Regions from separate parts of the Homo sapiens genome. Here region 2 is linked to region 1. A link is a loop called in an ENCODE intact Hi-C map of the cell type or tissue named here. Cell type or tissue: IMR-90. All regions are shown on one strand. Links, peaks and the distances in the headings refer to the core of each region. The heading gives the core; the rest is flanking DNA. Region 1 overlaps LOC105379082 (a long non-coding RNA gene). Region 2 has its middle 630 kb from the start of LINC02058.

Region 1 (12,295 bases), core at 2,152-10,151:
ATGGTGATCATAAGAGAATATTTTACAAATTACAAATGGGAAAAGTACATGGCATTACTAAAACGTCAGTGCCAATGCCTCAGCAGAGAAAAATTAGTGCATTAATTAGTTACCCTCTGATGGATAGTTTTTAGATAATAGAGACAGGTATTGGTAAGCGAAATGGAATTTTAATTTCATGAGGATGCTAGAAAATTGCAAGTTGGAAGATCAATTTTATTTACTCCATCATTAACATGTGCTAAGTGAATATCTAAAGCAAGCTTGTCCAACCTGCGGCCTGTGGGCTGCATGCGGCCCAGCATGGCTTTGAATGTGACCCAACACAAATTTGTAAACTTTCTTAAAAGATTATGAGGGTTTATTTGCGATTATTTTTCTTTTTGCTCATCGGCTGTTGTTAGTGTATTTTATGTGTGACCCAAGACAATTCTTCTTCCAATGTGACCCAGGGAAGCCAAAAGATTGGACACCCCTGACCTAAAGTGTAATCCATACTCTGATAGATGGTTTTCAGTAACACAAATTCAACATAAAACTGAACATACATTTTCATGAGCAACTACTAGGTTCCAGGTACATGACTGCTATAGAGCATTAGAGTTCTAATACTAAGTAAAGCAGAGTGATTTTTAAAATCTAAATACAGTTTAGCCAGGAAGAGTGAAGTATAAACCAATCATTGAAATTTAGAGGGCACTGTAAAGAAAACCCATATACATGGAAGAAAGAAAAGGCAGGGTCAACTTCTTAGTTGTGAGGAAGGATCTTGAAGAAAAGATTACTCTGTTTTTGCATTGCCATAAAGAAATACTTGAGGCTGGGCAATTTATAAGAAAAAAGGGTTAATTGGCTCACAGTTCTTCAGGCTGTACAGGAAGCATAGTGGCATCTGCTTCTGGGGAGACCACAGGAAGCTTCTAGTCATGGCAGAAGGCAAAGGGGGAACAGGCACATGCTGAAAGCAGGAGCAAGCGAGAGCCAGCAGCGAAGTGCTGCACACTTTTACACAACCAGATCTCCCGTAACTCACTCACTATCATGAGAACAGCAGCAAGGGGATGGTGCTAAACCATTCATGAGACTCCAACCCATGACCCAGTCACCTCTCACCAGGCCCAACCTCCAACATTGAGGATTACAGTTAGACAATTCAATATGAGATTGGGGCAGGGACACACATCCAAACTATATCAGATAATGATAATATGACTTAAAAAAAAAAGATCTGTATAGTCTCACCTAACAGTAGCCTGCCTGGGGCAGGAAGACAAATGGAGTTCATGTCTCTAAATATTTACAATTATAAATTAAGGTAACAAAATTGCTACCCAGAACATATTCAAATGTCCTACCCTGTCAACTATAGCTTTTGAGCAACAAAATATGAAAATAAGTCATGAATCAATGTTTATATGACTGGAGAAAGAAAAATATTAAACATGATGGAATTTGATTATTTCCCATATTTAGATCTTCTGTTTATGAGTAAGGACATTTAAACTAGTAATAAAGGAAACATACATAGTTTATAAATATATGTAAACATTTTATAAAATTTATTTTTCCTACCTTCATTTCAATACAATTCAATAATTTTACTCGTATTTTCAGATTTACACAGATTATGAAAAAATTTTAACCTGAGATTTTTAGTTTTTTAGTTCTAAAGTATATTTTTAATTAAATTTAGCTGTTTTCATAACATTTAATCCACATTACCATCATATGTGCCAAAAAGTAAGGCCAAATTTGATATGTGATTTGCTTTTCAAGAAATAAATTTAATCATCTGGATAACTGAACAAGAGAATGCTAAATATACACTTAAGAAGATAGATAATATTGCAGTTCTTTATTTTTCTGCTTATTACCTGACTTCAAAATGATGATTTCCATAAAATTTCTTGGTAATTCTAAAAGATAGTAGAAACAAATCAAAATGAGAAACAAATGAATAAATAAAATGCAATATTTTATTTGACTTCTGAAAATATATGCAGTCTTAAAGCTATAAACCTTATAACACCAGACCTCCAAAACATCTGGATATGAGGTATTAAATAACATATGGATATCTGATTTTTTTTTCAGATTTCTCCTAGTTTTCGTATAGTGCACATGCAAATTGCAAAGAATCAACAAAGTCTTCCTGATCTCTATATATTTTTTCTTAATAGTTTTCAAGGAAAATGCAGCCAGGCTTGGTGGTCTGGTCATTTGAAATCTCTAAAGGAGCTTAAATATAAGTAAACATCAATGCGAAATCATAAAAACAAAACTGATTGTTATTTCCAACTGCAGTGATTCAATGTTGATGCCCACCCAAGGCAATCCCTTGGTTCCGTCTTCTGACACTGTATTAGAATGTCAACTTGTGGATTCACCTTAGCTGTTAATAAGAAATTTTGTCTTTATCATGAAGATTGGATCTTGGGTCCTTGTGTCAACATTAAAATAGTAATAAAGTGATGAAATACAAAATACCTAGGAATATTATAGGATCTGAATCTTCTAACTGGGTACATAGATACTTGAGCACATTAAATGAATTAGTGTTAATCACAAGTGTATCATGTAACTCAAGTAGATTGTGTGGCCCTGAAATTCCTGAGGGTTGCCTGTTGTTTCACATGCTGCCAGAACTTGAATGCCGCCACCACCCTCCCCTCACCCCACTCCCTGGGGGACTAAGCAGAGATTATTAGACTCTAACTTCCAGAAAAAGGGCTAAGTCTTAAACATATCTAAGATTATTACTATAGAAATGTTATTGCTTAATTTTAATGAGTATGTTGACCATTTAAGTTGACAGTCCTTGTCACAATTTATCAAAGACAAATTAGCATAGTTAGAGTCACCAAAAGGAAACTATTAAAACCTAAGTGTTTTCACTTCTTCTGATCTGGCACTTTTCCTATAGAACTATATATCACTTTAGTGCTTCTTAATTAAAAGTGATGTCTTCCTCCAACTTAGATCTGTACTGCAAACATTCCCTGTCCCATGTTGCTTTTGATTTACAAAGTACAATATAAAACTGGATTATATTATCTTCAAATAAAATCAACACCAGTGATGTTGCTTTGAGTGGTTTATAACAGTGATTTCACTAGATGCAGTGAAAATGCACAATACCTGGGAATTAGAAATTTGCTCTTTTCAAATATTGAAACACTTCCCTTTCTTCTAAATTAACATTATATTTTATTAACCTATAAAATCTCATACTATATGTGTACTTGACTTCTAATATGCTAAATTTAGGGTATCTCCTCTTACTAGGTATTTATTATCGATTAAATATCTAGAGCAGTTATTTAAAAATGCCTATTCCTTTTGTAAATTTAGAGGCTATAGATAGATCAAATTGTAATTATGTAACATTTAATTTTTAGATGAAAATTGTATTGAGATAATTTTATATTCACATGCAGTTGAAAGAAATAATAAAGAGATACTGTGTATACTTTACCTAGTTTCTGCTAAAGGTAAACTATAGTATAACATTAGCCTAGGATATTGACTTTGATATCAATTTTATCCAGCTTTTTCAGTTTTATTTTTACTCATTTGTGTGCATGTATATTTAGTTCTATATGCTTTTATCCATATATTGTTATTAATATTTAATTTTAACATGTAAATATTTTCTTAAATTTTAAGTATCTATTAACTGTTGTTTATGAATTATATGACATATAATCGATCCTTAAAAATATAAAATAACTACTAAAATAGGTTTCTTTTAGTATTCTAATCGATAAAAACATTAATTTTAGACTTGGCTAAATATTACTATCAAGTAGTTTGTAAAGGTTGACTAATAGTTCCCCAAATGAATAGTTTAAAAACACCATTGACATTCTTTTTTCCTTTTGAATTCACACCACAGTTTTTAACTAGAGGTTCAAAAGAGGTTAAGAAATATGAATCCATTTTCAGTATTTGGGGCATCAGCTCATTAAGAGTAATAGAGCAGGCTTCCAGTTTGAAAAAGGCACTGACTCAAATGTGTAATGATTTCACTTTCAAATTTCTTTTATCTCAGCTGCTTCTACTTCAACAAATACAAGTGCTTCAGATATAATAAGAAGACTAATGAGGATTGCAGATGATTACAACAATATTATAATACTTCCCAAGGCATAATGACATTTTTTTCCCAAATTAAGGAAAAAAGGTTTTTTCTTGTTAGAGTCTTTATTGCCTGAATATGACCTCAGTTAAAACCAGGAACCCAACTTTAGAACAAATCTATGAATAAGTATTTTTTTAGTAAGACTTCTTAGCTTATAATGGAAGTTTTATTAACTTTAGCAAGGACTATGTATGTGCTACAGGATTACATCCTTAAAATAAAATGTGCCAAAACGGGTCATTTGACATCACTGCCTCATTGCTGTTCAGAGTTGGCATTTTGCTGATCACCTCACCATGTACTCTTGGGTACTTTCTCTATAAAGTGGTTACAAGTCCAGCCTTCTGATGTTATAGTTGGATGCACTATATAAAAGGGCCATTTTCTACTAAGTACCTTACTTGCTTCAGAGCCAGAGTACAGCTCTTTCATCAGTCACAGTTTTGAAACAGCAGGGGTACAATGTATCAGTTTGTTCAAAGTAGACATTGTGCTGTTTACAGAGAAATTGTGACAAATCAGGAAAGAATTTATAACCAACGCTATACAACATAACTTAAACAACAAAAAATAAAGTGCATAATCTGACTCACAAAATGAGACATCTGCAAACCACTACAGCAAATTGTGTAATGAACAGCCTCTCCAGGGTCTTCATGTAATTCAAAGCTGTTTTTGGCTCCCTTTCATTCTGAGTTTGAAGACAGATTATTTTACAAGGTACATCAGCCTTTAGGGAACAGCAATTTCCTCCTTCCCTCAGCCTTGCCTCCCCACAACACAAATGTAACTTTTTAAACTGTTTATCTTTGATCAAAAATATATTACTTAGCGTACTAAGTAAACAGCCGAACATTTTGTCATAGAAATTATTGCTTCCTGTGGCTATTTTTAGTGGCTTTTTTTCCCCACATTTTCTGGGCAATTGGTAATAAGGCTGATAACCCTGCCATTTGTTGCTGTAATGATCTCAGAAAAACATTTTGAAATACGATCTGCTCTTTAGTGTAATGGATAAACTACTATGCTGCCAGGAATTATACCCAACTTCCTCACTCAATAGTCATGGGAACTTAAGCAACAACCACAACCCACACACATAATGCAGGAAACGATACGGAACACATATATTACATTTCTGTGGTGATGTGGTTACCAAGAATGGGCACTAGCGTTGCTGAAGCACCAGAAATATTAAATCAAGATGATGCAAAATATGGAAATGCTGATATACTATACTCAATTGTAAATTATCTTGCTTTTTGAAACAGTTTGCTAGCCACCTATTAAATGATGAATTTTCTCTAAAATAATACATTTAAATATAAAAAAGAAAGCATTTTAAATAGAATGCCATTCAATTTTGCTTTTTGCTGTTATACAAAATCATTTTCAGTCCTATATATATTCACAATACTTCTAATATTCTTGAATACAGCTTCATTATCTTTTTCTTAATTTGAATTTGAAAATATTATAAAACAATCAGCATGCTTCTATTATTTATAAATTCTTTTTAATATTCATATTAGAGAAGTTATATATTTGTACATATTGCCTGTTTTTTTCTGTTTCCAACATTTACTGTGGATGATTTATTATTTGTATATATATATTTTTTAACTATAATTTTGGAACTACACTGCATCTTTACGTCTAGAATAGACCTTAAAAGTTAGGGGTTATCAGCTCTACTTGTTTCTTCTGTGTCTGACATATAGCCAGAGCACATAAAACAAGTCTTTACCTGTTTTCTAATACTTACTGATTGCACTGTGGGTAGTTTGAATTTAGAGACAAATATTTACTTGATTTTTATCAAAAATATATCTATCATACTACTTCTTATGTTTAAATGATTGCTTTTATTTTGTTTCTTAATATAGAAGTACCAGTAATTCTATGAATGGTGAAAGAAAAATAACAGTTTTGTTGTTTCTCTTCTAATATCTGTCTTAATCACTAATCTGATAATTTAAAAATATATATGTATATATTTATATATACATATATATATAGAGAGAGAGAAACAGAGAGAGAGAGAGAAATTTCATGCTCCATACTATGTTTCCCAAATCCTATACCTCTTAAAAAGATTATGGAACCTGGAACCTGGAGAGAAAAAAAAATGAAACCAAACAATATCTCAGAAATGTAGAGACTCGGGATCTGTGAAGTCGCTTCTGATGTGGAGATGCTTTTTGAAGTTTTAAAATGACAGCGTTGAAACATCTCTCTGCCTTCCCTTTGCGCTCTCTTATATCTGCTTAAGTGTCTTTGTCAGAAGTATTCTTCTGGTAACTATGGCTCAATCCAAGAATTCTCTAGAGAATTCTTAAAAGTATTTGTTAACAAATAAGAAAGTTTATTACTGAGGGCAGACCTCATTTTAAAAATATGTTATTCTATTACTAAATGTGCAAAATTGGATATATATATATACACACATATATGCACACAACTGCTTAGCAATCATGTTACGTGTTCCTCAAAATTGCATTTATCTTTATGGTGTAAGACTATCTACAATAATTCTCAAGGTCTGTTTTCTGATGAAGAGAAGGTGGAGATGTAAAATGATACTATTTTTTCTTCCTAAAATTGTCATAGAAACATGTTAAGTCCTTAGCTTTCTGGTCCCCACTGAGGCCCAGAACACATGAGTAGATGATGTAGCAAAATCAAAGATCACTTGATTTTTAAAAGATAAGTTTCACATCTTATATTTTACAACCCAAAAGGAAACTAAGTTCGGAACAATAATAAAGCTAATATTTATGTGTTTAAATTAATAATCTTGTTTGATTTGAGCATATGTTGTATTTTAGGAAGCAATAGTTGAACTACAGAATTTCAATATTATAAAGAATTATAGAAATTATAATGTATGACAAAAGAAAAAATTCTATATTGCCTCTATTAGATTCAAATTAGTATGATAAGAAAAATATACAACCAAAGGTATAATTTTGTCATCACTTCAAATTGTCAAGCACAATTTAAGAAATGTAAAGATTACGTCTGTACAAAGAAAATCTGGCAATGCTTTTCCAATTTTCCTAACTACTAGGATGTAGGCAGAACATACTGATGAAAAACAATTACCTAATAAAATTCTGATATAAGATATAAGAAAATAATCCTGCTTAGCAGAAGTGCAATTTAATCATTCAATTTTATTACATTCTTTTTATTTTCAAATTAAAGTAGAATGCTTAAAAACAGAGAAGTAGCTTTGAAATATTGTGAATGATTAAAAAAATGAATAGTTTAAGTGAGATAAATTCCAAAGGAAAATCAGTGTAAATTCATGCAAACAGTACTTGAGAGACATTGTTCTGAAGGATAGCTTTTTGTACAGATCCATTTTAAAAATCTCAATTATTCAAGGAATGCATTGATTTTAACATCAATTTTTCTTCACAGGCTTTGTTATGAAAATAGGTATATATAATGAAGTGGGCTGCAAGGAAATTACATTTTGCAAATACTCTCCACTTATATCAAAGATAAGGGCCATTCAAGAGTCTCATATATTAGACTAGCTTTGTCCCAATGGAAACATAAAGGAAATTGTGACAAAATATACATTTTTCTTGGTCAGTTAAGACTGTACTCTAGTAACTAGCATTTTTTCCCAGAATAAAACTTTTTGCGCCCCTTTAACTCTTCCACAATGCACTTCCTATTTTTCTGTGTCAGTAGCTGCACATCAAGGTGCACACGAAGGCAAGTGGGATTTCCACGTGCTCTTGTCTGGCTCTATTCAATCAATCGCTATGAGATTCAGTTTTATTTTGAGGAATACCTGGAAGAACATACGTAAAAGACCCTAATAGTACCTGATCCAAAACTGGTTTTTAAAAGATAACTATTTTGTTTTACTTCTTGACATGTATTCAGAGATCTTGGTATGGTTTGATTCAGTCTGTTATCTTTGTGTATTCCTCCCTGTCAAATTCCTTAATCACACAAAACCTATGTTCTTGGAATGAACAGTTCGGTGTCTTTATAGGATTTTTGTCTTTCTTAAATCTGGCTCTCTCATGATGAATACTAATATCTACCATAGAGTACATACCTCTGTATGCCAAGTGCTTTGTATATGTGGATGTCATGATCCCTCTCTTCTATTATAATGAAATGAAGGCTCAGAATGTTTATTCCAAAAGCCTCAAACCACCCTGCTATAAAGTTTCAGAGTCAAAATTCAAACCTAATCTGTCAGATATCAAAGCAGGTTCTCCTCTGAATATGACACACTGACCCCTTTGACATATTTGTCCCGTTATCTCAAATTGTGTGACATGTAAAAAGTTGAACAATTCTAAAAAAAATTAAAATGCCCTCATATTGATGCCCACTGCTTTCTTGTATAGGCTGCTTAGAAGTGTTTCTTGAAATTCAAATGTATTTTCTTTTGCGTTGATGATCTTCCATTTTGTAGAAACTATTAAGGGTTAACTGAGTCATTCTAAAATAATAAGTTCCCCCATACCACAACACAAAACGAAACAAAAATGAACAACTCAGCTTCTTTAAATATTAACTTTGTTCTATAATGTTAAATATTATTTTTAATATAGGGGATTTTGTAAGGGTGTTAAAATGTAAGTAAAGAGATAACATTCTTATTTTTTGCATTGTATATAACTTTCAAAGCGACTGGGTGAATAAAATAATTTTAGAAGTGAAATTTGTATTAATCATAGAACTTCTAGGAATGGCTGGCAATGGGGAAAAAAATGATTTTCAGTCTAATTTCCCTAGGATACAACTTAACTTCCTTCAGGGATAGCTAAGCCAAGTGATCATGGATACAAACTGGCTGTGGTTGGGCAGGCAGCCACTTAACGTATCCCTTAGCTGATAATAAAGTGTATGGTCTGCAGCTGTTTTTAAAAAAGACAGAAAGAATAAAGAGGGAATGGAAGAAAGGAGTAACAAAAGCACCACTAGAAGATACTATGAGGGTGATAAAAACAGGGATACAATCTAATTTGCCTCAACATTGGATGTCAAAACATTTAAATAAAACAATTATACTTGTATAATACATCTTTATTATAAATAAATTCTTTAAAAGTTGTCCAAAATAGAGCAGATACTATTAAGAAAACTTTAATTATCTGCTGTAGTATATGCTGCTCAATAATATAAATCTGTCTATTTTCTTCACTGATGTGTGTAAAGTATCTGTATCAGGCCTGGATCTTAGTAGGTATTCAATAAATATTTTATGCTTGTCTTAATTATTTCATAATATTCTAATATTGTATTCTGATGTGAATAAAGAAATTCAGGAGAAACTTAAGTTTTACTTTTGAATATTTAAGCATTTTATGTGGAATTCTAATTTCATTTGAATAAATGTTTAATATTATGGATATTAAAGCTACTCTACCATATGGGATCTTGTGCCATTTTAGAGTGAGGACCCTGTAGTCAGACTGCCCACATTAGCATCCTGGCATTACCTTATAGTAACTTTGTGACCAAGAGAAAATGGCAGTTTACTTGGGACTTGGTTTCTTGTCTACACAAGATAGGTGTTATTCAGGTATCTATCTCATAAAGTTGAAAAACTACATATTCAAGAGGCGTTTAGGTTCTGGAATTGCATTCTATTTGATATATAAAATAGATACTCATTCACTGATGTATAAATGTGGTACCCATATATAGACAGTCCTACAAAAAACTTACTGAATTAAAGGATCTGAAGGATTTTTAAAGGGTTGGCCATCTTAAGAACATTCTCAATATCTTTGTTTTGGGGATTGAAATGTACATATTGGTACCTCTTTCAGGATATTCAGCTGATAAAAGTACACATTAAGCCATTGCCAGTTCAAACAATACTTCACATGCATTTGAAAGAATACCTAGACAAGAAGCAGAATTCGAAGAGAATAATAAAAGCTAAGGTTTATTGAGCACTTTCTAATGCTCTAAGCTGTCAAATGTCAGGTTAAGTTTTAATGTGATTTCAATGGGTCATAAAAAGGACATTGCTGGGGAAGAGAAAAGTCTCCAGAGAAGTAGGTCCAAGTATAAAACCACAGACAAGTTTTTTTTTTTTTTTTAATACTTTAAGTTCTAGGGTACATGTGCACAACGTGCAGGTTTGTTACATATGTATACATGTGCCATGTTGGTGTGCTGCACCCATTAACTTGTCATTTACATTAGGTATATCTCCTAATGCTATCCCTCCCCCCTCCCCCAACCCTATGACAGGCCCCGGTTTGTGATGTTCCCCACTCTGCGTCCAAGTGTTCTCATTGTTCACTTCCCACCGATGAGTGAGAACATGCGGTGTTTGGTTTTCTGTCCTTGCGATAGTTTGCTCAGAATGAGGTTTCCAGCTTCATCCATGTCCCTACAAGACAGGTATTAAAGCGATTATACCATATGAGATGTTGAGCTGGTTTAGAATGAAGAGCCTGGGAGTCAGACTGCCTGTAGTATTAATAGAATCTTGGCATCACCACATACTGATTTCATGAACTTGGAAAAAATTACTTTATGTTTGTGACTTAGTTTCCTCTCTGCACAATATGTTTTCATATGTGAGAATTAGGTATACTGTAAATTGATTAGAAGAGTTTGCTGATAGAACTTCAATAAATGTTAGCCACTAGTGCAGTCAAGAAGGCCCCATTCTCACAAAGGCCTGATGCTTAGGGTCACTATTTAGAAATTCTTAATAATTTTATCTTTTGTTTTTTGTAAGGGTAGTCAAATGGACAATGGAAAAAGTGCTGAGAGACTTGGAGTCCCTGAAGCCTCCCCACCTCCCCAGAACAGATTCTCAGACATCCAACCAGCATTCCAAAGCTGTCCTCCACCCACTGCAAGGCCTGGGCACAGAGATGAGGCAGGATGGTGTTGGCCACATGTACTCTGTGGCATCTAGGTGGGGCCTGGAGGCAGCCAACCCTATTCCCCAGGATGGCAAGTTCATTGGGCACCCTGATCCAGGAGCTGAGTGCATCTCAAATGTGGAGGTTGCAATCCTTCAGGGATCTCACCTGCTGCAGATTCTGCTAGCAGGCCCATGGGAAGGGGGTATTGACTTTCCCTCCCTTGCCAGCAACACAGTGTGTCAATCCAGCAACTAATGCCACTAACAGTATGGACCCCTGAGAGGCTGTAATCTGCACTCGCCCCCTAACTATCCCATTCCATGGGAGCATGACAAACAGCACAGAGAAGTTGAGAAAAAATAAATTCTGAAAGAAAAGAAGTTTCGTGCCTTAGTACCTTTAATGGTACTCTTTCCTGCTCTTTGAACTATACACCCTATGTTTTTACTTTTCAATGAGTTTTGAAAATTATGTAGTTGTTTATCTTAACTCCTAATTACTGAGTCTGATAAACAAGTTTGTTTATAGAATAGTTCTTGAGCATGTAACATATGCCAAGAACTGACAAAAAGGGAAACTGACAGGAAACCTGTGCTTATCTAGGCTTTGATAGGTGGTGGTGCACCTTGCTTTTGGCTTGCAAGGCATGTTAAAAACAGTAAAAACTGCTGATCACTTTGTAAATTACTTGACTGATCTCTCTGTCTCTCTCTCTCTCTTAACGAGGGTTTAGCTGGAAATAGTTCTATTACTAGAAACACTTAGAACAAGAATACAGTTGCTGAGAACTTACATTTGATTTATTCAGCAAACGTCATATAGAAAGCTTCCTGGCTTTGCTGGCCTAACACCATCTCCTCTCTTTGTTTCCAGCAAGGGCTATAATTTCTAATACTTCCAATAGTGTCTCAGGAATCAGAACTAATACAGAAAGAATATCAAATGTAAATGCAGAGCGGCAAATAATCGCTTATATGAGAGACAGTGTAGAAGGCTTGATGGAAAACCTTAAACAGTGAGACCATGGTTACATAATGAAATATTCAACTCAGTAAAATTATGCCATCCATTGATGGCTAAGGGACCAGGGTTTCTTCCAAATTCAGGGCAATCTTAGTAAACGTGTTCATTTCATATTTAAAACAAAGGACATGAATAGTATTTTTTGCATGTCAAATACATAACGTAATAAAGCTTTCATTTCATATAATGGGTTCGCTTAGTAGTTAGAACTTGAATCTTTCAAGTGAGTTTGGAATTTTTGAATTGCAACTCAACACCAACT
Region 2 (12,295 bases), core at 2,409-10,408, 240 kb after region 1:
AGAATGAACATGTTCTTTCCCTGAATTGAGATGCACCATTTATAATGGAATGGAGAGAGATGTATACATAAATCTAGGTAGGAACTATGAGTTGCACTTACATGTGGAATATTCTGAGTATGTTACTGAAACAGGAAAACTATTGATGTTTTTCATATATTAAAAATTGTTTCTATTCCAGAGTCATCCTTGAAAGGGAACGTCTTAAAAAGAGAAAGCCTCAACCAGGCACTAACCACCTCTCCCCACCCTATCCCTCCTACACCTCCCGCTTTTTTGTGCATATGCATGTTTTAGTTAAATCACTGACAAGGACTACCAGCCTTATGTTTCTACTAATGTTAGGAACAGCACATAGAATTTGTAATGTTAAGCATAACAGCTGATCATAGTATAGAGGAGTAGAAAAGGACAAAAAATGATGCCATTAACCATGCAAATGTGTGCCACATCTGTACTAAATTGTCATTTGCATGAATACAGCTAAGGCAAGCAGGATTACTGTCATTAGAGCAATGCTGTTTGCACTGCTATATTGTACTTAAGGTTGTGTGGGTGTTTCCATTTATAATGCCACCCTTCTCTTTAGGGGTTTGTAATTTGGTTGTAATAATCTGCTTTTGGATGAAACATTACTACAAGTTCACAGAGGGGGAGAAATTTTTAATTACAAAATTGGATTCAAATTGGTACAGCCATATTTTATCTGGAGAAAAGCATTTAAGAACACTAACAAAAAAAAAATGATGTTTCCTTCCAAAATACAATTCTTTAGAATAGAGTGTGTAAGGATGTGGTTTTTTAAGCCTAAGATAGAAAACTGTCTTTATTTTCACATTTTCTATTTGTTGATTTTGCATAGTCTTCCAACAGGAGACCAATACTATATAATTTGTCAATTTTACTTCTTGACAAACTTCTGAAAAATATTATTTTAAGTAGACATTTTATTAATGGTTTTATCATCCAAGCTTTTAATAAACTACATATTGTGTATTAATATAGGGTGTCTTTAGAATCTAACAAGACACGAGGTAGTGCATAGATATTTAAGAAAAACTTTAAGTTTTGCCTACTTATAAAAATAACAAATTACTTCAGCTTTCGGAAAGGTTGGCAAGCAGTTTAAGTGCTATCATAGGATTTTTTTTAAAAATCAAAGATGTAATTATGACTCACAATTATCAATTAGAATAACTGGTATATTGACTTTATATAGACATTAGTTGGCAAGAGATGTTGTCTGTGCATAGGTCTTGAACACTTCAATAACTTTATATTCTGAAAAGAAGGACTTAGGAATACATGTGTGTATATACATGTGTCTATCTATCTATCTATCTATCTATCTATCTATCCATCTATCTATCTATATCTATCTGTCTATGTTCTCTGTTGTATAGTAATGGCTAAAAGCAGAACTGAAGTTAATGCTCACTCATTGAATAGAATTATTGGTGATCAAATTAATTAAGATTGTTACTATAATACTCTAAGGAAAAGATAGTCATTTGTTAGTTTTAGTAATTCCCCATGGCTGTTGACAATTGTCATTTTGTAGATACACAAAGTATATGCACCATAAATCCATACACATTTATAGATGTTTCAGTCAGGCTCCTGTCAGAAAATAGATGACACCATCAGATAGAAAAATTGGAACAGAGTTTACTAAAGGGACTAATTATAATGGCATGAGTGGGACAGAGAAATGCTGCAAGAAACAGTGCAGCCTCTTGGGAGTAGTGACAGAAGGGCTTAAATAACATACCTCAGCTTGAAGGGCAAGAGGAAGAGGCAGTTATCAGAACATGGAGAGAGAGAGCTTGGGAGAACCTTACTTCTGAAAGGAGCCAGGACCTTTGGTCAAAAGAAACTATCCCAATGTAATCTCTGAGAGAAGGCACAGGGGGAGTAGACCTCTGCGCATTCATTTTCTCACTGTTGCAACCTTCTTGTAATGTTCTTTTTTGGCCATTGGAGGGACAAACAGAAGGCCACTGGCACAGTAAGTCACTAAAAGTTCTGAATTTAAATGGCTTTAAATCCTAAAAATCGCTATTTAATAGCAACTAATAGCTATTAAAGACAGCTTTTTTTGCAATATTAACTGAAGCCCTCAGTCCAGTGACAGCAGGTGAATATTTTGGCATATTTTAAAGTTATTTTTGCTAATATTCATGTTCATGCAATCTACTATGTTTTAAAATTTCAATTAATTCATCAATTCTCAAATAACTTATGTAGAGCCTATTATGTAGCAAACAGACAGTCTTGCACGATAAAGTTGGATATGACATGGTCTATGCCATAGAGGGGAGCAAAATGTGATGGGGCAATAGCACCTACAAACAAATAATTATAATTTCAGCATAGGTGTTGTTGTTAGTGGTACAAATTGACTGCTATCAAGAGATGAGCAGTAAGGGATCTATTCATAACAGAGACGAAGAAAGACTTATAGTGTACATCTTAATTGATCTGGGCCTTAAAAGGTAGCTAGATTTCAACAGGCAAAGGGTAGGCTTTCCTGCCTGAGGGAATCCATAGTATGAGTCTGAAAGGACACAGTAGTTCAAGGAACGTTTCACATGGGAACAGTGTTCATTAAAAACAACAAGAACAACAATAAAACAAGTTGATATCTTCTAGGAGGAAACTTTAAATGTTATTACATGAAATTTGTTTTGTACTGAATATGAAAGAGCAAGTTTCAGCATAAGGAAGTAACACAATCACAGCAGCCCACTAGAAAGATTGTTCTGGCTTTTGCAATTAGTTTGCACTACTTTGGAGAGGTACTGTGTGTAGGACAATCGCAAAGGAAAGAATATCAGTAAACTGATATTCACTAAGATGACAAGGTTTGAAATAGAATGGAGACAGTGGAATGCAAAAAGGAGAGGCTAATACAAGAGAGATTTCACGATGTGTTCTCTGACGTCTAAGAATTTCAATACTATATTTAAATGTGAAATAGCTGTCTCAGATCAACTTAAAAGAAAAAAAAGAAATATTTAGATTATCAGATGTATCACTGCCTAGTATCATGTTCTCCTGAATATAAGTTTCTTTTCAATATGCTTTTACAAAGCCAAGGGAGGCCGATCGCTTTCTCCTCTGCCTCCCTGTGGCTCCAACAAGTATCATTATCTCTAATCCCAGCCTTACTCATCCTGCTGAGCAACCAATAGCTATTAAAGATAGCTTTTTGCAGTATTAACTGAAGCCCTCAGTCCAGTGGCGGCATGTGGATATTTTGGCATATTTTAAGCTACATTTTTTGAATGGCTTATTAGAATTTATCGAAGTCATTTTGCGACTGAAAAACTCACTCATCTTACCTGACTTGGAACACACTGCTAGGAAGTTGTATGCTCTTCTTATTTGGTAATTTATACTGATGAATAAAATTTGCTTACTACATTTGCATGTAAATTGGTTTTGTGGAATTATAATTTATTAATGTCATAATCATCATAACAAAAGCATTAATAGCACCAATAATATTTAAAATATATCAGTCAAGTAAAACACCAAGACATTACTAAAAATAATAAAATACATGATCCCTTTTTAAAGTTCAAATAAACATGAATTTCTTAGTGAAACTCTTAAGGCTACAATTCTTTTCCCTTTCAGGTTTTTTTCCTATCATGTATGGATGCTACTTGTTATGATATGAAAACAGTATTCCTGGATTGGGAAGTTAGGACTGGGAGTTTTGTCCCAACTTTGAAAGAGTTGGAAATGTCCCTATGAGCAAGTAACTCTGAGCGTCTCTGGTTCTTTATGGCCAACTATGTTAAATTAAAGAGTTGGACTTGATATTTAATCTCCTTTGCAGATAGTTAGCATGATGTCTTATTTCAATTTCAAATATCCATACATTGATAGTGTGAGAGATTTGCTAAAATAAAATGTTAATAATGTATGTTATAAGTTTATAAGGTGGATTTTGGAAATCACTATGTTTCATAATGACAATATGTGGAGTTCAAGGTTTTGTCTTCATGACACCAGTGAAGCAAAAGACTATACACACACACATATATATATATATATATGCACACAAACTCACGTGCTCACACACACATATACAAATCAGTCAGTAAGCATATTTCCAAACATCTGGATTTTTTACATCATGGAAACCAAAACTTCCAGATGTTTTCACTAAGGCTTAGTGTTAGGCATATTTTTAATACAACTGTTAAGAATCTTAATATAATTAACCCCAAAGAAAAGTACATGTATCGTTTCTGTGTGTGTGTCTGTGCGAGCGCGTGTGTGTGTGCATCTGAGAGAAACAGAGAGAGAGAGGAGGTAAGGAAGGAAGGAAAATTAACCACTTTCCTACTCCATAAAAGATTGCACAGTATACCTGCAACAACTTGCTGAAAAAATAAGATAAATCTTCATTTCTCCATGTTATTGTCAGCTTGACTTTGGTTCCAGACTAAAATGAATGATTTATCATTTCTCAACTTTACACCAACAAAGGATATTTATTTCAAACTTATTTCTGTCTATAATTTCGTGCATGTGTTTTCACAGTGTCTTGTGACTTTCCCTGCATTTTATTGTATTTGAATTCTTATTGTTGAATATATATAAGCACGTGCTGTCCTTGTATTCCTCACCATGTCTGTCTTAGAAACAGGTTGGGGAGAAGCCTTTCAGTGAGCTGCAGAACTGCCGGGGTCACCAAAGAATTCTGCTTTCCTTACTTGTCAGTTTAAGTTACTGTAAAGAGATCAGCTCTTAAAAATGCATGACTTCATGGGGCAAAATGTGTCAAAAAAGGTTTAAAATAATACAATCCTAAGAACCACAGGGGGTGGGAGGTAACAGTAAAAAGAATTACTGGTATTTTCTTCTCCTATATCCTGTATTATAGCCAGTGCGACACATGTGAGATACAGTCATTTTCTCCAAATAAGTTTTGCCAAAATTACTGCATTTACTACTGTTACACTTATTAATTATCTCGATAGGTGTGGCTGGAGTGCCTATCTCTAAATGCCCCTGTGCTTTGCCATGGAGAATTCTTGCTCTCATCTTACGGTGAGGAAGATGCTGCTGAGTATCACTTCAGGAGGCTATGGTATAAAACTTTAGGAATAACCACAACAGAAATCAAATTCTTGGGGGAATAATATGCAAGTTTTAAAACAATCCTACTTTTTTTTTTCTTTAATTAAAAAGAAGCACACATGGAATATTGCATAAAGTATTTCCTAATTATGCTGTTACTTTTTCAGAGTTGTGTCAGAACACACTTTACTGGGATGCTCTGGATTACATGTAATTTTAAGGCAAATCATTATGAGGTAGGAAATATTTTTAGTTTTCTAATATATGATTGAGATACTGGGTATATTACATACCTAATCATGAGGAAAATAGCCTTGATTTGTATGCCAAGGAGTCCACTAGTTGAAGGATTAACTTTTTTTCTTCAAACATGCTAATTTAGTTTTGTACCTTCAAAGTCACATTCCACATCCTATACTGTATTCACTGATGATACCAAATTCGGCAAAAATATGTGTGTCAGTTTATGTAGACAAAGCTATCTTTCTTTATGCAAATTAAGTAAGTTGGTGTACAGTGGCACAATCTATGGCCTCAAAGGGTCTTTGGTATATCAGTGTGGGTTTTGTTCACAAACTGGTGCACTGCAAATTTGCAGGTGCAAATTTTGAAACCTCTTTCAAAAACATGGCACATCATTTCATTCCTAAAAAATGATTGGTATGCTAACCTAAGAATTTCATAGTGCAAATTATATTTCATTCTGAAAATTCATGAAGACCTAAATTTAAATAGATTGTCATCATTTTCTCAATCTAAAAGCACTGAAGAAACTAAATATATTTGAAGGTATTTTTCTGTGTAAATTCTGGCCCATCATATCTGCTGAGGCTAAGTAAACAGTTGGCAAGGAACTCCCTCTTGTGGTCAAACATTCTTAATTAGAAAAAGAGATTTTGTACTCAACTGATGTTCTGGATTATTAAAACATGGGTCACTTGTAACCATTAAGATTAACAGTACTGATATAAGTGCTTTTACTGAAGCAATTCATTGCAAATTAGGGCTGAATTCTGGAACATATGCTCTTAATTTTTCCTAAAACAGGGCTTTGCACTGCTGTTCAGGATAAAACCACTTTGATTACAATTTCTAAGATTTCTTATTTCTTTAAAAATATCATGGCACTCATTAACAATTATACACACACCAAAAAAACAGACACATCGAGTGTAAGACATTTATGAATTGAGTATTGTAAGAAGTGCAAATTCTCTTTATTTTGATCTCAGCACTTTATTTCTAATAGTCTCTAAAACTGTAGGACCGTTCAATATTTTTATAAGCAGTGAGAGAAAGAGTTCCCATATGCTGTTAACCAGTGCTCTCCCAGACTACATGTGGCAACAGATTCTACTGTCAGAGGTAATGCATGCCTGACACCCAATCAAAAATGTCCTAAATACTTATTATGAATGAGACAAATTACTAGACACATAATGAAACTGACAAATTATCATTTTTTTTTCTGATCATTTGACTTAAGCAGCACTTCCAACTACTTCCCAAGATTGGTAATAGACAGAAACTGTCTGCCATAGTACTGAATATGCAATTCATTTTCATGATAGCAAATTAAAACCTGATGCCAAGAATCCCAGGATTTGTCCTGACAGCACATCAAAGCTTGTGAAAAAGGCTGTGCTCTTAGATCAGGTCACTGCTGCCAGTTCAAATACTAACTGTACAATCTGAAAACTTCTTTTCTGGATGACTTTCAATATGAGCAAAGGAAAGATCTAAAGTTAGAGTCATTATTTAAGAAAAAAAAAGAGAGAGAGAGAGGTGCTGATTGTATAGGTTCTACAGTTTGTGCAAGCAATATCTACATGTGAGAGAGCTATTTCTGTATGTGTGCTGGTTCCAACATACCTTTGCCTGTCTAAAGTTAAACACTCAATTAATCATCACCCAAATGATGCACTTATGCTTCCTTTACATAAACTAGGTAAGAATACACATAGAAGGACAAAATTGTTTGTCTTTAAGTTTTTGTTCACATTTCCTAGCTGCTCTTATCATTAAGTTTTATTGACTCTTGGTGTATTCTGTCTTAATTGTTTTTCTTATCTTTTAAACATACAAAACTCAGTATGTTCACTATAGAAAAATCAGAAGTATACACATTTTTATATTGGAAATGTAATAAGCATTTGTGTTTCCCAATATATGAGTAAATTTGTAATCATTTTAGTAGCATTATTTCACAGACATTGACTCTTTTTCATGTTTGTTTTTTTTAGCAATCTCACTTTTAATAGCAAGCATACTCTTTATTACATGAGTGAATTGTTATGTATTTACTCAATCCATCATAGGTGGAAATGTTTAAAATCTTTTTAACTTTTCCAGTATTAATAGAAAGGGATATTTACTTAGTTATATCTTTATATGCATAGTTATTTAATAATTTAAACTAGTTTCAAATTAGTGAGTTATGCCAGATGAAAGGTGACAATATTTTGATTAATGTATTTTTACTTTTATTTAAAAATCATATATATTTTAGTATGTTTTAAATATATTTCATGGATTCATTTTCAATTAAATCAAATATGGAATGCATAAATATTATTAAAATAATATTTATGTAATATTTTTCCCCAAATAAAAATAGCTTTCTATCACCAGAAAATAATTAATTAAACTCTGAGCACAAACTCAGGTTCTTTGCAAAGGAAATAATGTTAATAATCAATAAATATATAATCCAGGCTATGAGCACCATTTATATTCCTTTACTCTATAATTTTACTCCACTCCATCATATTAATATTAAGACCCTATAATACTTTGGAAATTAAAAGAATGTCTTCAAAATACTGAGTTCCTTGCACACTTAGAAGAAATTTCGAGTAAATTAGCTTCTCTTAAAAGTAATTATTGGTTTGTAATATATTTTCCTGCAATATATTTTCCAGAATAATAATTTATGTCATGAGGGAAAAAAGAGTAGGGTAGTATCTATGTACAAAATTTATCTTTTTTAGCTCTCTTTATATGTATCTTTCTATTCCACGTTTAATCTAAGATTCCATTGATTGTAAAGTGTACAATTCATTTTGGTGCCATTAAGAAAAAAAAACCTCTACCAATTATAATTATATCATGGACTATAAGACAAGATTCTCTCTTAGAGAGGTTAAAAGTTTAGAATCAATGTCTTAGAATTAATGCACCATATAGTTAGAGGCATACAATATATAAAGAAATGTAAATAATTATCTAAAATTATAATTATATTTACCAATAAGAATATATAACTACAGGGATATACCGTAGAACTCTGGCCATGGTATTTACGATGGTACCATGTACATTTAAGACTGTATTTATGATTCTTTAAAAAAATTAATTTAATTAAACATTTTAATTTAACATGACAACATTTAACACCTTAACATATTTTTTTTCTGGAGTATACATTATGAATGTATGTTTTAGCCATCTGTAGGTAATAAACTATTATATAAAAAGTATATATAGGTAAAAAAATAACACATTTCTCTAGAGTAAATGCATTGTCTCTGCAAATATTTTGAAATGCTGGGTAAGGTTTTGTTCAAATACTGAATGAATATAGACAGTTTTCACATACCATTAATAAACTTAGAGTCATAAAAAAGTAGAAAATACATTTATATCTCTTTACTTTTATATGCATATAAGTATATCTGATGCTAAGTAATCTGGTTTTAGAGAATTACAAAATAGCTCTTGATAAAACAGTGACTCAACTAATTTTACGCAATATAAATTTTAAGGTAAATAAAATTTGCTAAGTCTAAGATGGCTGGCCTACATTGTCTCTTCTGTGCCTATGTCAGACACTGCTACCATGTTTCTTTAACTCTAAGATGTCATCAATCATGAGACACACCATTATTTTATGTTCAATTTAAAAACAGAAAAATACGGTTGCCAACTAGACTTTAACATGCCATTGAGTGCAAGACACACCCCAATTTCAGAGAGGGAAAATGATCTACTCTAGAATATATGGAACATTATAGTCAACCATGACACCTTTTTCTAGTAAGTTTGAATACAGTCTCAGAGAATTTTGCAATGCAACATTCTCTATAGACAGACCAATTGAGAGGTGAGAAATTGTGACATGGGAATCACTAAATGTTGAGAACTCCCTGTGACAGCAAAGGGAAATTTGAAATAGTCTAGTAAGGAAAGAGGTAGAGGTCCAGAATATTCAGTGCCTCTCTGATACTGTAGTTTTAATAAGTTCATTTACTGAAGGAATTTCCCCAAAACACATCTTTCTACTTTCATTTACCTATTGACAAGTGACTGGAATTGATACAGGAAGAAGGAAAGAAAAACCAGGAAGAGAGAGAAAGAAAAAAAGATTGCATTAACCAAGTCTTATGTTTTAGGGCTGATTCATAGGTATTTCATGTGTATTTTTTAATGTGACATTGCTCCATCTTTACAGATAGAAGGCCTGAGGCTTTGGTAAGTGAATAATCTCTCTAAATTAACACAGCCTTCAGGAGCAGTTGTTGGAATTAATATTGAAATCTGTCTGATTCCAAATCTTATGTCTTCTTCACTACCTTAAAACACCACTCTGAAATTTATTTGCAGAAAATTTTGTTTCACAAATCTATTCAGCAAATGAAGACATACCTGTACACAATCAAAACCAGAATTTCCTGATGTGGTCTAGATATTAGATTTATAATTTATTTTTTCTGGTATATTATGGTTATTTGCCTACTGTTTGACAACCTCCAGAAATACTTGCTACTAACATCTGATTACCACTCTAACTCCCAGTAATATTCTCACTTACTCTTCTTTACCTTTGGCTGTAGACTTCTGTATCTTGTCATTCATTTCAAGATGCTGGGGCTAGAGTTTCTCAAGTTCTTCTGTTATCTCCTTTGGTCTCATTCAACAATCACAAAAACTTAGAAAGATGGAACTGCTCCTGAATTGCTGGACTAGCCTATAATATAATTTTCAGTAAGACTATGTATTTTATTTGTTGTGTAATCATATCTTTTTAAAACAGAATATGACTTAGCCTAATTAATAAAATGTTTCATTTTAAAATTACTGAAATTCCTCAAACAAGGTCACTGCATGTCAAAGGAGAGATGATTTATGGTAAGAAAGTGAAATAAGATCAGTTAGCCACAATATTTTTGGAGGAAATTGACTGTACCTTTTAGCAAACTAACTTACTTGTTCATTCTAAGGAGACGTTTTGTTCTTTGTGGAACATGCTACTTCACTTTAAGGCATTCTCTGCGAAGAAGTTGTTCCCTCTGGTACCTGAAACTACTGCATAAACCTATAATGATTTTTTTTTTGTGGTCACCATAACTCTCTTGAGTGTATTACTCCAGTTTAAAGTGGCCCCTCAATTGTAAATGGTCAAATTGTTACATGGAACATTTATACATGGTACTTCTTGAAGCAAGAGTGAAATTGAGTGTTTTTGTGCCACACCAGGGACCCAACGTGTTCCAATAGATAAGCCACTGGCCTCAGGATGTAAAATCCTTCATACTTTCATTTTGCTCATATGTTTTGCCATCTATTTTGAGCCATAATAAGATTTTAAAATCTTGTTCATTTGAATTCAAAGACATTAAAAACACCAAAAGAAATAATTTTAGAAATTAGATATTTTACTTCAACTGAAATCAAGCAAGTACTTAAGCCACTTCTTTGGTGAAAAAAATTACTAAAAATATTGTATGTTTTTCAAGGAGAAGGGTGTCATGAGAACAAAAAAATAAAACTTTGTTTATTACAGTGGTGTTACTCTACTTCTAGGCTGTCTATGAATGGTTAAATGGTGGTCTCTAAGTTCTTGGCAAGATTTTAAAAACATTTCATGGAAAGTCAATATAAGATTACAAGTAAAATGTTCACATCCTTGCTTCTGACTGAAATTATATGACCTAACTATTTTGACACTATTTTTAAAGCCTTCAAAAATGTTACTGGTGATTATTTAATGTTTAATTTTAAAATAGAAAAATAGTTACAGCTATTGGTAGGGATTCTAAATTCATCAAGGAAAATAAAAGAGATAATTTACGCTAAAAATGTTTGAGCTTAGAAGATTTGTAATTCATCTTCTTTAATGTTAAGCTTCTAAACAAAGAAGACACTTTTAAGAATACAAAATTCCTTTGCAAAACATTGAGTATCAATAATTTCATGATTTAAAGAACTACTTATATAATTGTCATTTTAATGTATAAATATTAAAATTTTCCCAGTCACAAAATACAAAACATACGTTCTTCCTTGTTATCCTGCTTTCTTTAATGAATATAGTTTCTTCCCCTTGAACATTTTATAGTGAATGGGTATAATATTAACTGGCAATTGATTCAAGTGACCCTCATGTACTACTAGATGTGAAATGATGGAACAAGTTTCTCCGTTACTGTTACCATTTGGGATAAAGAAATGGAGAGACAGCTTCCATGAAAACATGAAAATGCCAGGAGCAATTCTTAAGTCATTCTCATCTAGCACCCTAATAAGAAAGTGGTTCTTCCCATCTAAGAGAGTAAATTCTGATTCTCTCCATTGCTACAGCCTGAGAGTATGCAGTGTAACCGAGAGAGGACACAGTGGCCAAGATCTGTGAGCCAAACCAAACCAATCCTGTATTAATAAAAAATAAATTATGATTTTTTTAGATGGGAGAACTACCAGTCACCAGGTAACATAAAAACCCTAGTTAAAGATCTCTTTCAGCAATTGTCATTTATATATTCCTGGGCTGGATGCAACTCACCAGAGTTTTATTTTTAAAAATGATTCCTAGTTAGAAGGTAAAAAATGTAACCAACATTCCATTCAAAAAGTTGGTTTACTTTTATTTTGTTTTTCTACTTTACTGATGAGATATAAGAGAGCCAGAGAAAGATCACTTGAATATAAATTTAAAGATAAGAATTTTACATATTGTTTAGACCACAGAATTCAGAGACAGATTATGTAGGTTCAAGTCTCTCATTCACCAATGGCCAGTGATGTAACTTTAGATAAATTACTTAAGTCAGTTGAATCAATATTCATATATGTAAATTGAGGATAATACTACAAGTGAATGTAATACATGTTAACAATAGTGCAAATATTTTGTTAGTAAAATGATGTAGCTTTGAGCCTCAATTTTTTCATAAATAAATAGGAATTGGAACAAATAATC

The links. A loop is a pair of places that touch in the nucleus more often than their neighbours do. Peaks named below come from ENCODE experiments on the same cell type or tissue, not always from the same donor. Only the 100,000 strongest peaks of a DNase experiment are listed, where the experiment ranks them.
Region 2: a loop joins it to region 1, with 2.7 times the contacts of the local background. A loop is called at or near these places in 4 of 110 quality-filtered maps.

Annotation. Positions count from the first base shown.
Region 1 is chr5:92,545,228-92,557,522 of GRCh38, reverse strand. It overlaps LOC105379082 (a long non-coding RNA gene), which reads left to right. Exons shown (of 4, transcript NR_188298.1): 4 at 4,052-4,386. Among named protein-coding and RNA genes, the nearest start is that of LINC02058, 390 kb to the left of the region's middle. In IMR-90, for the core only: no CTCF peak of the experiment used is centred there; DNase peaks (open chromatin) are centred at 4,712, 5,202 and 8,982; H3K4me3 peaks cover 248 bases; H3K27ac peaks cover 1,110 bases.
Region 2 is chr5:92,303,248-92,315,542 of GRCh38, reverse strand. No RefSeq gene overlaps it. Among named protein-coding and RNA genes, the nearest start is that of LINC02058, 630 kb to the left of the region's middle. In IMR-90, for the core only: a CTCF peak has its summit at 5,948 (motif pointing left); a DNase peak (open chromatin) is centred at 5,942.